Regions from separate parts of the Mus musculus genome. Here region 2 is linked to region 1. A link is a loop called in an ENCODE intact Hi-C map of the cell type or tissue named here. Cell type or tissue: gastrocnemius. All regions are shown on one strand.

Region 1 (2,500 bases):
TGTTGACACTAGCTCACAGGGCAGGCCCAGTCTTCCTCCAGGGGTAAAGGGACGAAAAATATCCAGAAAAACAAACCCTCAGCAAATCAGCAGTTGTTTACTGGGTACCTACTGGGTCCCAGCCAGAATAGCACATCCAAGAGTACATGGTGTGTGTCCGCGTCGAGTTAAAGAGGTCCTTCTGTCTAGGAGGCTCCCAGCTATTCTAATCTTCCTCTTCTAGAAAGTTGTGTGGAAAATACTACTTTGTCCTGTCATTGTGGCCTCAAGGCTTCTCTGAAACCAGATGCTAAGTGGCTGCTGGTGTCTGGGATTATACCCTTCCCTCACGGCCGTTTGCTTTTCTTCCTTTGCAGTTGGGAACTATACACAAGCTATTGAATGTGCCAAGACCTACCTCCTCTTCTTTCCCAATGATGAGGTGATGCACCAGAATCTGGCTTATTACACAGCCATGCTTGGAGAAGAAGAGGCCAGCTCCATCAGCCCCAGGGAGGTGAGAGACTGGCTTCTGGCTGAACCCAATCAGAAGGAAGATGAGTGCTCATGGGGTGGGGTGGGGTGGGGCCGGTCTTGGACTCAGCTTGTCACTCAGGGTGGGAAGGAGTACCAGGAGTTTGTAGAACATGGCAGAGCCAAATCCTCTAGAGTTCGATGTACATTCTTTGGATTGGCACACAGATTTCTCTGCCCTGATTGACACCCAAGCTAGACGCTGGATGCCATTTGCCCAAAGGCAGTGTTCTTTCCTTCATAATGGGTCTGTTTTGCTCACACGGCTTTCTGTTTCTGTTTTAGTCCCAGAGTGCATTTCTCCTTGTCATTGTCTGCTTTCTTCAATTACTCAGCATTATCCACATCTCTAGAATGAGGAGAAAACTTAGGTACAGACTTCAACTCTGAGGGCCAAGCCACAGTTCCTCCCACACAGCTCTGGAATTGAGTCTCTAAAGAAAATAATCCCACTGTCAGCCCCTCCCAGCTGAGACTGGCGTTCTTGTAGTTATCCTTCTTGTCCACTAGATGGCGGCCATCTAGCTTTAAGAAGGCCCTTCCAGTCTTTGTCTTGCTGGGTTGATACTTTTTCCCTTCCCTGGGATCCTATTAAGAGTCTCTCAGAAGGGAAGGAATGTACTCGTGTGAGCACATTTACCTAGAACTCTCCCCCAGGAAGAACTCTCCCCCAGGCGAGAGTAGCTAATACTGGTTTGCGCCCCCGGCCAGACCGCTCACCCCGCTGGATAGCACGTGTGGCTTGGTTTCTGGCATTTGGAGCAGGAAGCCGATCAGTTAAACTCCTTCCTCATGGGTGACTGTGGTAGCCGACGGGGTGGACTCCTTTAATGTGTTCCTCCTTGAACTGCCTCCACTTTAGCACTGTCTTTTTCTCTCTTCCTTCTGCTGCTTGGATCCTAGTAGGGGACCCAGGGAAAAGATGTGACCCTGGAAGGGACTCAGTTTCCCAGCTCTGGGTAAGCCCCACCCCTGAATACACATGCAATGCCAGAGTGCCAAGCTTAGCTATTCTATAGCTGCCCGCCTTCAGGGACGGATCGAGCCCAGCCATTCTGAGGGGTGGCAGGTGGCCAAATAGAAAGAACATGGGCTTGGGGACCCCAAAACCCAGATAGGATCGCTCTCAATCCTACTGCTCCTAAGGGTCTTTAAGATGAAGTTCAGTCTCCGCCCATGAGCTTCCACTCAGGGAACAGAGGCAGAAGAATCACAAGTTCAAGGTTATGCAGTGAGACCTGGTCTCAAAATTAAAATGGCAGATGGCTCAGTGGGTAAAGGCATTTGCTGCTGAGCCTGGTGACCTGAGTTTGAGCTCTGGCCCCTCACAGTACAAGGAGGAAACTGACAAATTGTCCTCTGACCTCCTCACCTATGTCACAGTGCCGCCCCCCCCCCCACACACACACACGCACGCACGCATACACACAAACACACAGAGAATAAATAGAATAAAAAAATCTAATTTTAAAAAAGGTATTTGCCGGGCTGGAGAGATGGCTCAGTGGTTAAGAGCACTGACTGCTCTACCAGAGGTCCTGAGTTCAAATCCCAGCAACCACATGGTGGCTCACAACCACCCATAATGAGATCTGATGCCCTCTTCTGGTGTGTCTGAAGATAGCTATAGTATACTCATATACATAAAATCAATAAATAAATCTTAAAAGAATGGTTGACAAAAGATCTTCTAAAAAAAAAAAAGGTATTTGCCACATAAGCTTGTAACCTGAGTTCAACCTACAGAACCCACAAAAGGATGGATGTAAATAACAGACTCCACAAAGTCGTCCCCTGCCCTCCACACATGCACAGTGGAGGCCACACGCTCCACAACACACCAAGTAAATAAATAAAATATAACAAGAAGAAAAGAGGGCTCAAGACACAATTCACAGCCTGGTCTACAGAGTGAGTTCCAGGATAGCCAGGACTGCAGAGAGAAACTCTGTCTCAAAAAAAAAAAAAAAAAGACACAATTCAGTTG
Region 2 (2,500 bases), 55 kb after region 1:
GTCAAATCCCGTTCCCCGAGAGGTTAACAAGGTGAAAGATCACCTGTATGTTAATTAGCGGGTCACATTCTTACATAGCAATTTCAAAGCAGAAAGGGATGTCAAGGTTAAAAGCGTGCTTAGCCTGGAGTTGCCTCAGTTTGATGCAAGGTAACTGTTAAGGCATGGCTCATGCGACGCGCCTGCCTTGACCTGCTTTGTGCCAAAGCTTTTTGAGGCTAGCTCAAGATCGGTACTTAACAGCAACACAAAGCGAGTCTACAGACCCGCTAATCCCGTCACCCAAGGAAGAAACACAGGGTCCCAATCCCCCACCCTGTCATGCCCGCGGTGGCTCTGGCCCATGCAGGAGGCGGACGCGAGCTTTCCACCCCGGCATCTCACCTGTTGATGAAACCGTATCCGTTCCTTACATTGAACCATTTGACTGTTCCCAAAACCTTCGTTGCTGGAAAACAAAGCACAACAACGTCCAATCACCGGCTGGCCCTGGAAGTCGGTCCAGGATCTAGCCGCAGGCCCGGGCCGCCGCCCTCGCCGCACACGTGGGTGCGCCGGGTAGCGCGGGTCCGAGGTGGGTGTGCGCCCGGGAGGCGAGCACGTGAGGGCCGGGGAAGCAGCCCGCGCTCCTCCGGCTGCGTAGGCGGCGGGGCGGGGACCCCAGCACGAGGCCCCGGGGCGGGTGGGCGCGGGGGAGGGGCGGCGGCGGCCGGAGCAGCGGCGGGATCCCGGTGTGCGCGCGCCGCGGGCCTCGGGGGGGAGGGGCGGCCGCGTAGTCCGTGGCTCGGGCCGCGTCGCCTAACGGTCCGGCCCGCGGCCCCATCCCCGGTCCCTTCTGGCGCTCACCGATGACCTTCTTGTCCCCGCCGGCGGGCGCCGCCGATGTGAGGCCACCCGGGCCGCCACTACCCGCGCCGCTGCCCGTGGAGCCGGGCTTGGTGTCGGCGGCGCTGAGGGCGGCGGCGGGGGCGGCGGGCGGCTGCTGGGTCTCGGCCTCGCTGCTCATGGTTGCGGTGATGGTGACTGGGGCCGGCGGCGACGGCTGCGGCTCCTCCCGGGTGTGATGGTGACTAGGCCGGCGGCGGCGGTGGGGCTCTCAGGGCTCTCTGGGGTCCGCTCTCCGCTCCCGCTACCGATCGAACTAGCGAGAATGGCGGGACGGGCGGGATAAGCCCCGCGATAGACCCGCCCTCGTCCTCCCCCATTGGTCCGCATCGTTGTCCATCTCACCACCTGACCGGGTCTCTAGCGCCTATTGGCTCACGCTCCGCGGCTCCTGCGCTCTCATTGGTATCTTTAGCGACTAATTCGCCCGACCCACAGCTTCTCAGGCCTCCGCCGCCATAGAGACCGGAACTAGAATGAGAGCCTCGGCCGTGAGCACCATAGAGTACCGGGAGGACGCGCAGAGGGAACGTTCCCAGATGGGGCTGCGCTCGTCGCGCACGTGGGCCGCGATCGCCGGGCCTACTCCGGCCTCCTAGAAGGGGCTCCTTCCCACGGCTGGGTGAACGCCGGGGCCTCCTTAATGGGTCAGGCTTTTGGTGATCCAGTCACCTTGGAGGGACCACGCAGGCGCTGGAGCTGCCACGACTCAGCGTGTTCAGGGCGGGGGTGATCGTTTCCCCCGGCGTCCGAGGAAATGTATTTCATACTGGCCACAAATCAGATTTAATTTCGCCTCACATTTATTGGATGTTAGGGTTTTTGACTTTATAAACTAAGCACTGTAGACAAGGATTGCTATCCTTGTTTTTATACACTGTAAAACACACGCTGCCTTCTTTCTGAAGCCCTCCGCCTACCTTCATTCATTCTTTATTACGCATCTACTATTGACTGGGGATTGAAGTAGTTTGCCAGTTAGTTTCTGCTTTCTGATGGTGGAATTTTAAACGCCCACCACTTCTTGGTTGGGTGAGCACAGCGTTTGGGGAGTGGGAGCAGGAAGAGTTGGGTGGTGACATTTCAGGCAAAGGTAGGTTTGTGCAAAGGCCTAGAAAAGATAGGGTCTCACGGAGACTGCAAATAAAGGAAACCAATCGAAGTAGGAATCAGAGGTGGGCAGAGGTGTTTTTAACCTGAGATTCTTCCCCTGATCACCGGTGAGCAGTGTAGCTTTCGCGGTGTAAGTAAGGAGTAGCATCGTTAAAGAAAGAAAAGGCTGCTGCTTGGAGAAGGGGCTGCAGAGAGAGAAGGGATGGGAGTGGGGGAAACAAGAGGACCTGAGATGGCTCTGTGTGTAAAGGCACTTGGCCAAACCTGAGTTCTTGCCTTCAGCTCCACATAATGGAAAGAGAAAGATAGCCTCTTCCTGTAAGCTGTAGCTTGACCTCCCCACGAGCACTGTGGCATACTCCTAGCTCCCAGTAAATAAAAGCATGAACTAGAAATACAAAAAGAACGCTAAATCCGACGGGCTGTGGTGGCGCTCGCCTTTAATTCCAGCACTTGGCAGGCAGAGGCAGGCGGATTTCTGAGTTCGAGGCCAGGCTAGTCT

Evidence for each region. Hi-C counts contacts between places; a loop is a spot of excess contacts. Peaks named below come from ENCODE experiments on the same cell type or tissue, not always from the same donor. Only the 100,000 strongest peaks of a DNase experiment are listed, where the experiment ranks them.
Region 2: a loop joins it to region 1, with 3 times the contacts of the local background. A loop is called at or near these places in 15 of 42 quality-filtered maps.

What each region holds. Positions count from the first base shown.
Region 1 is chr4:119,238,290-119,240,789 of GRCm38, forward strand. It overlaps P3h1 (prolyl 3-hydroxylase 1), which reads left to right. Exons shown (of 15, transcript NM_019783.2): 5 at 357-496. Among named protein-coding and RNA genes, the nearest start is that of P3h1, 6.6 kb to the left of the region's middle. In gastrocnemius, a CTCF peak has its summit at 1,010 (motif pointing right); DNase peaks (open chromatin) are centred at 1,051, 1,217 and 1,521; H3K4me3 peaks cover 630 bases; H3K27ac peaks cover 1,476 bases.
Region 2 is chr4:119,293,358-119,295,857 of GRCm38, forward strand. It overlaps Ybx1 (Y box protein 1), which reads right to left and starts at 1,156. Exons shown (of 8, transcript NM_011732.2): 1 at 847-1,156; 2 at 385-448. The coding sequence starts at 1,006. In gastrocnemius, no CTCF peak of the experiment used is centred here; DNase peaks (open chromatin) are centred at 392 and 1,236; H3K4me3 peaks cover 2,435 bases; H3K27ac peaks cover 2,107 bases.